Regions from separate parts of the Homo sapiens genome. Here region 1 is linked to region 2. The links are chromatin contacts, found by Hi-C or POLR2A ChIA-PET in ENCODE. All regions are on one chromosome and are shown on one strand. The core of a region is the stretch at or near the end of the contact, and the rest is flanking DNA. Distances in the headings are between cores, read along the strand shown.

What was found. Hi-C counts contacts between places; a loop is a spot of excess contacts on that map. ChIA-PET counts read pairs that join two places held with the same protein, here RNA polymerase II (POLR2A). Pooled maps may share reads with other maps.
Region 1: a pooled map shows a loop between it and region 2 (2.2-fold over the local background). The contact joins the promoter of ARHGEF3 here to the promoter of SPATA12 in region 2. A Hi-C loop is called at or near these places in 6 of 168 maps with a recorded cell type or tissue (B cell, GM12878, OCI-LY7 and 3 more) and 11 of 50 pooled maps. POLR2A ChIA-PET finds 5 or more read pairs at or near these places in 3 of 52 experiments (GM12878, OCI-LY7 and activated B cell).

Annotation. Positions count from the first base shown.
Region 1 is chr3:56,800,274-56,805,968 of GRCh38, reverse strand. It overlaps ARHGEF3 (Rho guanine nucleotide exchange factor 3), which reads left to right and starts at 4,020. Exons shown (of 10, transcript NM_019555.3): 1 at 4,020-4,266. The coding sequence starts at 4,171. RefSeq lists a silencer at 3,851-4,020.
Region 2 is chr3:57,056,505-57,062,631 of GRCh38, reverse strand. It overlaps SPATA12 (spermatogenesis associated 12), which reads right to left and starts at 1,968. Exons shown (of 2, transcript NM_181727.2): 1 at 1,846-1,968. It also overlaps a transcript of ARHGEF3 not described here.

The DNA of each region.
Region 1 (5,695 bases), core at 2,771-5,270, 260 kb after region 2:
TTTATAGGCTTTGTTGTACCAAAAATATCTGTATTTAAACACCAGAATCCTATTCTGGATGGTGAGACATTCGTGCTATAAGAAGCTTGGAAGAATCAGACCACCCAAGAGAATTCCAGATTCCCATCTTTCCTTTTGTAGCTTATGCTTTTTTATAGCACTATTTAAATTGTTACAGGCCATTAGTAATCTCTCTGCCTCTGTCTGTCTCTCTTTGCCTAGCATGTATAGTGGAAAAGAGGTATGTTTGTCATATATATGTTGTGTAGCCCTGTGTATTTATTGATTTTTATGGCTCCAGTATATTTTAAGGAAAGCAAAGAAATGTTTTAAGAGAAGATGGATACGGCAGCCTTCTCATCAATCAATATGACTGTTCATTGCTCTGCAATAGTTGTGCTTCAACCTAAGTTGCACTTTAACATTTCTTCGGAGGCCAGGCACAGTGGCTTATGCTTGTAATCCTAGCGCTTTGGGAGGCCGAGGTGGGTGGATCACTTGAGCTCAGGAATTCAAGACCAGCCTGAGCAACATGGTGAAACCTCATCTCTACAAAAAATATAAAAATTAGCTGGGCGTGGTGACGTGTGCCTGTAGTCCCAGCTACTTGAGGGGCTGAGGCGGGAGGATTGCTTGAGACCAGGAGGTTGAGGCTGCAGTGAGCCAAGATTGTGCCACTGCACTCCAGCCTGGGCAACAAAGTGAGACCTGTCTCAAAAAAATAAAATAAACATATTTCTTAGGGTTTGTTTACTGTTACACTGGATTTATGGTATGTCAGACTCCCTGCTTGGCCCTAAGGATACTGCAATGAGCAACCCAGTCCCAGGGCTATCAGACGTCGCCAGGGTGACTATTTTCTTCACCAAGTGCTGTAAGTATATTTTCCAACTTGAGAACACGGCCCAGCAAGCTCTTCTGGGAGTCAAAGCCAGTGGCTTTGATGGCAAATGTGTTCTAGTTGAGATAGTGGACTGTGAGGGCCAGAAGAGCAGGCAGAGAAAGAGGAATAAGAAGTGGCTCGGGTACTTGGGCACAGGTTCTTGGTGGCCAGACAAGCCCTGAGTGACGCATGTCACTGCCTCTGGCCCTGCCTTTGGCTGCATAGTTAATCAGGGGCTACTTGGAGATGAGGTTACTCTCACACCCCCACCAAGCTTGGCTAAGCTTTTGGAGCACTTGTGTGAGCTCCCCATCAGCACAGCTCAGGCTAAAAGGATAAAATTGTGTTCAGGAATACAAATAGGAAAAATCAGTGGTTCTGAGGTGCTCTTTCCTGCCCCATACCTCTTCTGAGACAGTTTTCTTCCTATTGCTTCAGGTTATCTATCGAGGGAAAAAAACTCAGGTGCTCTCTTCAATTTCAGTTGGAACCTCCACCCATTCAGGAGCTTCATTTACATGTGTGGTAATAACAGGCTGGTTACACAGGGCCCAATTCTTTCTGCCTCCAAAGGCAGTTTGTCTGCACTAGCTGGGTAGGAAAGTAAGTGGATTTAGTGTGAGGGTGTGGATTTGATACCTGGGATGAAGAGCTATGTATTATGAGGTGTCCTGCCTGAGAAGTAGGAACTGCTGGGTTCTGACCTCAGCTAGAAGCAAAGAGCACGCAAACAGGGACTGGATATCACCATTCCCACTATCCCCTGCATCCCCAGGAAGTAAAAACAAAAGATAGTGTCTCCATAGATCACCACCTGATGTAGTCATGACTTTCCACATGAGGAGGAAAAAGATTCAACAGTACAGTCTACAAAATAACTTTTGAGAGATGATCATTTTAGGGCTGGGCATGGTGGCTTACACCTGTAATCCCAGCACTTTGGGTGGTTGAGGCAGGTGGATTGCTTGAGCTCAGGGGTTGGAGACCAGCCTGGGCAAACATGGCAAAACCCTGTCTCTACAAAAATACAAAAATTAGCTGGGCACACTGGTCCAGGCCTGTAGTCCCAGCTACTTGGGAGGCTGAGGTGGAAAGATCACTTGAGCCCAGGAGGAGAAGGTTGCAGTGAGCCAAGATCATGCCACTACACTCCAGCCTGGGCAACAAAGCAAGACCCTATCTCAAAAAAAAAAAAAAGAAAGAAAATATGATAATTATAATATTTTAAAAAACTATAATTTCCCAAGAAGTGCCATGAATGAAGGTATTTTTCTTTTTTTCTCTTGAGACAGGGTCTCACTCTGTCACCAGGCTAGAGTGCAGTGGTGCAACCATAGCTCACCACAGCCTTGAACTCTTGGGCTCAGGAATCCTCCCACCTCAACCTCGGGATTAGCTGAGACTACAGGCATGCACTACCATACCTGGCTAATTTTTAAATTTTTTTGTAGAGGCAGGGTCTTGCTATGTTGCTTAGGCTGGTCTTGAACTGTTGGCCTCAAGCCACACTGCTGCCTTGGCCTTCCAAAGTGTTGGGATTACAGGTGTGAGCCACTCTACCTAGCCATCTTTTCTTTTTTCTTTTCTTTTCTTTTCTTTTTCCTTTCTTCCTTCCTCTATTTCTTTCTTTTTTTCTTTTCTTTTTTATTTTTTCTCAGGGTCTCTGTCACCCAGGCTGGAGTGCAGTGGTATGATCTTGGCTCACTGCAACTTCTGCCTCCCAGGCTCAAGTGATCCTCCCACCTCAGCCTCTGGAGTAGTTGGGATTACAGGTGTGCACCACCATCCCTGGCTAATTTTTTGTATTTTTTTTGTAGACACAGGGTTTCACTGCTGCCCAGGCTGTATTTTTCTTATAAAAAATTTTAAAACATGAGCTATAAGCTTAAGTCCCTTTTGTTCACTATCTTTAATTCTTTAAACCCAGGTGCCTCCCTTCAGCCACAGGGGAACTGGTAAAAGCTTGCTGTGGATTCTTGTAGACAGTGTTCAATGCTATTTACCCACAAATATGTCTTTATAGAAAATATATGATATTCTTTGGTAAACTTGTATTTTTTTTTAACACAAATGGTATTGTATTATGCTTAGTCTGCAATTATTTTTAAACTGAGTCTAATACATTGGAGATCTTTCCATGCCACACCCATAGACCCATCTCCTTTTTCACTGCTGCTAAGCGGTATTACACAGTGAAGAAAGTTTATTTAAGCACTCCCTATTGATGGATATATTACCATTGTTTCCAGTTATTTTTTATTTTTTACTGCCCCAGACAGGGCTGCTGCAAACAACCTTAAGATCAATCGCCTTCTTGGGCATTTATAATGTCATTGTTTCTCCAAAAAGGATCCAGAAAGGTGTGGTAGTGCCAGGTCATCCATGCACAGCTTTATACTTGAAGGACACTCTGTCAGATTGCCCTCGAGTGTCAGGCAGCCTCTGAATATGCTAGTCAAATTTAAAAGTTGGTGCAAAGTGGGAAAGGTCTCGAGGGAATTTTCCGGGGGTGGTGGAAATGTTTCGTATACCGACTGTGGAGGTGGTTATACGGGTGTTTACATTTGTCAGAACTCAACAAACGGTACTCTTAAAATGGGTGCATTTTGCCATTTGTAGATTATATTCCACTGACATTCATTTAAAAAACCAAACAAAAACAAAACAAAACAAAAAAAACGTGCAGTGGCCTGGGAACAGGGTAAGAGAGAACACCACCCCTTTCTAATGTGGGCTTTTAAAACGCTCGCTTTTCCCCCCAGGCTCCTTCCTGCCTCCAGGTGTCACTACAGCCTCCTTTCTCCCCGTTGCCCGGTTTCGCCCCAGCCTCCTTTCTACCAGCAGCCTTTCACCCGGAGAGTGCCAAAGAGCCCGAAAGGAGCTATCATGGGGTCTGCCTGCCCCGCAATCGCGGCCCACGCTCTGCGGGGGCGCCCGGAGTCGAATACCAGCGGGGAGAGAGAGGTCCCTCTCCACCCGCGGGACCGCCCCACGCCCCTCGCAGCCCCAGGAGGTGTCCGCGCTGCGGCACGTGGGCCCTCCCGGCAGCGTGGGGCGGTGCCGAGCCGGCGGCCCGCCCCCTCCCCACCCATCAAGGCGTGGCTGGCACGGTCCCGCCCACTCGGCTCCGGAGCCCAGTCGAGTCCTGCCCGGCTAGAAGCCGGCTGTCGGTCTCCGTGTCGCCGCCGCCGCCCGGCATCGTGGAGCTGGGGCCCCCTTTTGCCTGGGAGTTTTGTAGTCGCCTAGGGTCAGCGGTGACATCCCAAAGGGCAGGCCCGGCAGCCGCCATGGTGGCCAAGGATTACCCCTTCTACCTCACGGTCAAGAGAGCGAACTGCAGCCTGGAGCTACCCCCGGCCAGCGGTCCGGCCAAGGACGCTGAGGTAGGGCCGCGCCCTGCACCTGGACCTCTATGGGTCATCTGCCTGTCTCGTCTGCCTCCATCTCCCATTCTCGGCGCCCGTCCAGTGTCACTGTCTCTGTTTCCATCTCTCACTCTCCGTGTGTGCCACTTTCTCTCTCTACATCTCTCCCACAGTCTTCTTTGTGTCTCCCCGTCGCCATCTCTCACCCTGTCTCCTTTTCTCTCGCTTTTTCTCTGTGGACCAAGCACTAGCTGCCTCCTCTCTCCCTGTCCCTCTACCTGCCGGTCTGGGAGCAACTGCCTCCTTGCCTTTGCAGGGCTCTCAGACTGTCCATCTTCTGTCTGGACTCTCAGAGGGACTTTCTCCTACTGTCAGCAAGCCCCAGTGTCAGGGAAGTGTCAGCAAGCCCCAGTGTCGCTACCCTTTAAGCGAGTTTTTTTTGCCTGGGTTGTGAGAGCAGAGGGACGTACCAGCCCTCTCACCTGTCAGACTTGGCCTTGCAGCCCTTTGGCAGCAAAAACAGGACACAGCGCCTCTGCCTATCACCTGTGGCCAGTGAGGGTCATTCAGCCGGGGGGCTGGGGCTAAATGAGTAAATTGGAGTGTCTCCCACATGGATCTTGAAAATGAATTAAAGTCCTTAGGGTCAATGGAAAGCTGCCTTGGAACATTGGAAACATTTCTCTTTCTGGGAACTTTCCTGTGCCTTGCGGGCGATGTGAAGGAGTGCTCCCAGGTTATGTTTAGTCTGCCTTTTCCTCTTGCGTGTTATTTCTCTGGCACATAGCTCACTGGCCTTAAAGGTTGGGTTCAGCTGGAGGAGAAAGCATCCCTCTCTTTGAGGGTCTTAGGGAATACAGTCGCTTTCGCTAGATTACAGCTTTGCTGTGGTCAAGCTGCGGTGGAACCCACAGGACCCAGCTAGTCATTGCCGCTCATGCGTGTATCTGGGAGCTTTCCACTCTCCCACACCTCACTCTGCGAACATCAAACATCACCACCACCACTGGGGAAAGGCTGAAGGCAGGTGTGCATCCGGCCTTGTCACAGCATTCTTGAGGTTCCACCCACTCGCCTTCCTTGGGTCTGCTCAGCTGTATGCACTTGGCTCACTGAATCATGTATATTCGGGAGCACACCATCAAAGATTCATTTCCTCTAGCAAGAGCTGCTCCAGGCTGACAGGACTCCAAGCAGTCTCTGGTTGTATTCAGCTTTCTATACGCTGAGCACAAACTAACTTCTCCCTCACTCAAACCCAACCCTACACTCCAGCTCAGTCGAATATTATCACAAAGAGTTTTTGTTGCCAGCAGCTGTGAAAGTGTGATGGCCCTAGTGGCATTTGCATAGAATTCAGGTTGGTCAGGCCTGGAATGGATATAATATTTTTTCAGTGGGAACTTCCTAATTTAATCAACATAGGAGCAGCGCAATTGGTGCCCAC
Region 2 (6,127 bases), core at 719-3,218:
TAGTGTTTTGCTGAGTGGCTAGAGCAGCTTTATTTAACCTTGTTTTGTTCAGTACTACTGGGCAGCTTCCAATCTTTTGCTATTGTAGATTATGCAGCATCTGTGCTGGGCACTTGCCCTGCTTCCTTCCCTCTTCTCTGAAAGGCTTCCCCATGCTCCTGAGCACCCCCCGCCCCCGCCGCCGTGCTCCTGAGCCTAGCCTGAGCCCGAGTGGGGGCTGTGGTCCTGGCTGGGCCTATCATGGTTCCCCTCCCCTCGGCTGTGGTAGCCGGTCTGGAGCTAGACACAAGCCACCCTTGCCAGGCTGTGGGCTTCCTCAGGGTCATCCTAACCCACTCAGAAGTGGCAGAGAAGGTGCTTGAAGGCACTCACCCAGCGCTAGAGCAGTGAGGACAGGCCCAGAGTGTGGAGCTGCGAGGGGAGGGTTGGGCACATTGCCTTTGGATCTAGTCACATGACTGAGCTGCTCCAGGGATCTTCCTACAAATCCCCCTTCTCACCCATCTAGATGGAGTTGGATTTCTCACTGCTAGCAGTGAGTCTAGACAGATCCAATCCAGTGGAGCATCCCTGCCCCACTCTCTTTTTTTACTTGATCCTTAGTCCAGAGCAAGGAAAGATGTGGAAACCCTCCCAAAGGCATTATTCAGGGCAGAAAATGCTTGTAGGCAGAGCAGCACCTTGTTTTTGTCACAACCGGAGAAACAATTTAAATCTGAACCTATGCGGGCTCAGATACTGATGCTGCCATCTGAGAAGGAGGACCTCTCTCACCTCAGGTTCTTTGTCTGTAAAATGGGGATGAAAATAATTATACCACACCTCAGGACTAAATGAGTTAATAAAAATTCTTAGAGTGGTGAGTAACACAGGATGAGAGACTGCTCACTGAGAGTTAGCTGTGGTGGCTGCCAGAATCCTAAAAGTGTAACAGGAGTTAAACATAGAGGTATCATATAGTCCAGCAATTCCAAATCTGGGTATATACCCAAAGAAATGAAAGCAGAGATCCAAACAGATACTTGCATTCCCATGTTCCCAGCAGCGTTATTCACAATAGCCAAAAGGTAAAAATAATACAAATGTCTATTGACAGATGAATGGATAAACAAAATGTGGTATGTACATACAATGGAATATTATTTAGCCTTAAAAAGGAAGGAATTTCTGGTTGAGTGAGATGGCTCACACCTGTAATGCTGGCACTTTGGGAGGCCAAGATAGGAGGATCTCTTGAGCCCAGGAGTTTGAGGCTGCAGTGAGTTATGATCGTGCCACTGTACTCCTGCCTGGATGACAGGGCCAGACCCCATTGCAAAAAAAAAAATAATAATAAATAAAGGAATTTTTGACACATGCTACAACATGCTGATCCATGAAAGTATTATGCTACATGAGAAAAGTCAGTCACAAAAGGACACTTACAGGGGGTACCTGGAATAGCAAGTTTAGAGAGAGAAGTATTAATACAGTAGGGGCTGGGAGAGGGGCAGGTGCAGGAGGAGTTACCGCTGAATGGGTACACAGTTTCTGTTTAGAATGACAACAAAGTTCTGGAAATGGATAATGGTAAGAGTTGTACAATATGGTGAATGTGCTAGATGTCACTGAACTGTACACTTAAAAATGGTTAAAGTGGTATGTTTTATATTATATTTTACCACAATAAAAAAGAGTATAAGAGGAGTTGGACTCTCCTGGACTTTTTCTTTATAGATTGAACTTATGTCAAAATGTAGCACAGTGAAAAAACAGGCACAGGCCAAAAAAGAAGTGGTGGTGGTGTGTGCCCATGTGTGTGTGTGTGTTTCGGGGTGGGGGTGGGGCGGCAGGTAAACTACTCACAAGACACCAGAGGCTCCTTTTGAGGTCTGATACTGCAGGCTGGGATCTGACGCTGCAGGATCAGGAAGAGTGGGGGAGATGAGGGGAAGGTGAGCCTGCACAAAGAATTTTCTCAGTGACTGTGGGCAGGGCAGTCAGGACCCTGGGTCACATGGGCCCAGCCCGGGACCAGAGCCTTTGTGAGTCACAGCTCAACTCCCAGCAAACAAAGGGATATGCCAGGGAGGGGCTGAGTTGTGACTCAGAGGCTGCTGCTGCTGTGAGCTTCCTCCAGGAACCCCATCCCTTCCAGTCCCTGATTCTGACTCCTACTGTGGGGGTGGGGACAGGTGTACCCACTTCCTGGGCAGGTTCTTGGAAGGGCTCTCCTGCAGAACCTAGACTTTTTTGCAGCTCCTTTTTGATAACCCGAGTAGCAGCAGCTATACCATTTAAGTGCTTGCTGCATACGGGCCCTGGGCTAAGTTCCTTTTTTTTTTTTTTTTGAGACAGAATCTCAGCTCTGTCGCCCAGGCTGGAGTGCCGTGGCACAATCACGGCTCCCTGCAGCCTTGACCTCCCAGGCTCAAGAGATCCTCCCACAGGGACTGTAGGTACATGTCACACACCCAGCTAATTTTAAAATTTTTTATAGAGATGGGGTCTCGCTATGTTGTCCAGTCAGCTCTTGAACTCCTAGGCTCAAGTGATCCTCCCGCCTTGGCCTCCCAAAGTGCTGGGATTACAGGTGTGAGCCACCATGCCTTGTCCCTCACTTCATCTATTTATTTTTATTTTTATTTTTATTTTTGAGATAGAGTTTCACTCTTGTTGCCCAGGCTGGAGTGCAATGGCGTGATCTCCGCTGACTGCAACCTCTGCTTCCCAGGTTCAAGCGATTCTCCTGCCTCAGCCTCCCGAGTAGCTGGGATTACAGGCATGTGCCACCATGCCTGGCTACTTTTGTATTTTTAGTAGAGATGGGGTTTCTCCATGTTTGTCAGGCTGGTCTTGAACTCTGGACCTTAGGTGATCTGCCCAACTTGGCCTCCCAAAGTGCTGTGATTACAGGCGTGAGCCACCATACCCAGCCCCTCTTCGTCTTTTTAAAGCCTCATTGTCACCCCATCAGGCAGTCATTTCAGTCCTACTTTGCAGAAGAGGAAATGTGCTTATGGAGGGAAGCAACTTGCCTGAGGCTATGTGGGTGGCAGATAGCAGAGCCAGATTTGAACCTATCACTGATTAAGGAGCCTGGACTTGTAATCATGCTGCTCACCACCCTCCCTCCCCCCACCCCCAACTCATACACACACGGGGAAGAACAGACTCCAAAATGTGACTTATCTTTAGGCCAAGCTTGTCTAACATGTGGCCCAATACAAATTCATAAACTTTTAAAAAACATTATGAGTTTTTTTTTTAGTTCATCAGCTATTGTTAGTGTTAGTGTATTTTATGTGTGGCCCAAGACAATTCTTCTTCCAGTGTGTCCCAGAGAAGCCAAAAAATTGGACACCCTTGCTCTAGGCTTAAAGACAAGGCTTAAAATTTTTTCCCTGTGCTTATGAAAAAATTTAGAAAATACAAGTAATGAATATATTTTATAGTAAAAAAAGGCATAGTTAAGTATGATTGCATGTCAGCATTTCTTTTTTTTATTATTATTATACTTTAAGTTTTAGGGTACATGTGCACAACGTGCAGGTTTGTTACATATCTATACATGTGCCATGTTGGCGTGCTGCACCCATTAACTCATCATTTACATTAGGTATATCTCCTAATGCTATCCCTCCCCCCTCCCCCCACCCCACAACAGTCCCTGGTGTGTGATGTTCCCCTTCTTACGTCCATGTGTTCTCATTGTTCAATTCCCACCTATGAGTGAGAACATGCGGTGTTTGGTTTCTTGTCCTTGCGATAGTTTGCTGAGAATGATAGTTTCCAGCTTCATCCATGTCCCTACAAAGGACATGAACTCATCATTTTTTATGGCTGCATAGTATTCCATGGTGTATATGTGCCACATTTTCTTAATCCAGTCTATCATTGTTGGACATTGGGTTGGTTCCAAGTCTTTGCTATTGTGAATAGTGCCGCAATAAACATACGTGTGCATGTGTCTTTATAGCAGCATGATTTATAATCCTTTGGGTATATACCCAGTAGTGGGATGGCTGGGTCAAATGGTATTTCTAGTTCTAGATCCCTGAGGAATCGCTACACCGACTTCCACAATGGTTGAACTAGTTTACAGTCCCACCAACAGTGTAAAAGTTTTCCTATTTCTCCACATCCTCTCCAGCACCTGTTGTTTCCTGGCATGTGAGCATTTCAAGTTGTTATTTTTATGCACACTTTTGGGACCTTGAAGGGCAGGTGACATGAAACAAACCCATTGGGTACAAGTATCACTCATTTTGCTGGACGCCGAGAGCATCACAGTCTATGACAGTTTTGTCCAATGTATGTAAAACTGTAATGGCATTTCAAAAAGACCAGACTGATTTGGAACAAGTTCTCATAAATGTGAAAATAGAGAAAATAGGTGTAATGTAGATTGGCCCTTGAGGGAGCAAGTGGTAATACTAATTTCCAGGCATTCCTTATTTTTCTGTGTAAAAGGCCACATGGCTTATTTTATGGAAAGAAACTTGTTCTTTCAGGACTTTTAATTGAAAGAGATTGTGGGAAATAGGTAACCCTCCCTTCCTTTACAGTCGGCTTTTGGTGAATGTGGCCATGGCAAGGACACGACTGAAGGGTTAAAGCCCAGTCAATATGAGGAAAAGGAAATTCACTTTGGACAATAGTTTTAGTTTCATCTGAAATTTTATCAGAGTTGCTAACTTGGTGGCAAAACTGACTGACTCATTTAAGTGGCCCCTCCTCAACTCTCCCTTGTCTGTCTAGTATGGACAGTAAAATCAGTGAGAGCAAGAATTAAGCCCCCCAGTTTGTCTGTTATAGTAGGAGGCAGTCATTCATTCACTTACTCTATATCACTCAAGTATGTATCAAGTGATACGATGGCTGGAGTTCGCTTCACTGGGTTGAGTGTAGAAGAAATAATATTAGGAATGAGTTGACCACTCAAATTGTATGATGTGTGGCACAGAGGGTACATTATATTCTTTCTCCGTTTGTATTTAAACTTTTACATTTTAAAAAAGCTTGTGTGGGGGTGTGGGTGTGGGTGTGACTTACCCTGGGCCAGGCCCTGTGCTAGGTGCTGAGGAAGTCTTGGTGGCTAAGACCGGCTCAGACTCTACCCTACCAGAGTCAACAGACAAGACTCACTCAGGAAACAGATACTAATCAAATAGTCACATGAATGCAAGTAAAATTATAGTTGGGATAAGTGCTGAGAAATCATGAACAGAAATGCAGAAACCTGGACGGGCGCGGTGGCTCACAGCTAATCCCAGCATTTTGGGAGGCCAAGGCAGTCGGATCACTTGAGGTCAGGAGTTCGAGACCAGCCTGGCCAACATGGCAAAACCGCTCTCTACTAAAAATACAAAAATTAGCCAAGTGTGGTGGCACGCACCTGTAATCCCAGCTACTTGGGAGGCTGAGGCAGGAGAATCACTTGAACTCAGGAGGCAGAGGTTGCAGTGAGCCGATATCATGCTGCTGCACCCCAGCCTGAGCAACAAAGTGAAACTCCATCTCAAAAAATAATAATAATGAAAATTAAAAAATGCAGAAACCTGCAGTGTAGACCCCATTTTACCCAGGATCATAACGGGACTACAGCTGGAGGTACTACCAAGGGGGCAGGTGGAGTGACAGCCTGCTTGTGTTTAGACCTAAAGGAAAAGATGGAAGGGGGCAGGGGGCAGGGGTGTGTGGGGTGTGTGTGTGTGTATAGACCTGCATGGTCAAGGCCAAGAGGAGCCTTTGTGTTTTGTCGCCTGCTTGAACCATGGTGGGATAGAAGGATTTCAGGGTGGACCAGTTGACTGAATGCCCTTCAATCCCATAGTCTTTTGTGGTGCATCAACCTCATAGAGGACCTTGTGGTATATGTTCAAGATAACAGAGACCGGGAGTTTGAGACCATGCCCAACATGAGGCAACATAGCTACATCCTGTCTCTACAAAAAACTAAAAAGAAAGAAAAAGAAACGATAACCGATTCTGCTTAGAAAAAAATCCACATCTCTTCTTGCCTTAACTAACATGCCCTTTCCACTCCTCGTCATGCCTCCTGGTCTCATGGATGTTCCAGCTATGTCCCAATCCCTTTGCTTGCTCAGCCTCTGAGTCTGCTGGTCCTCCTGTCCAGAACACTTTT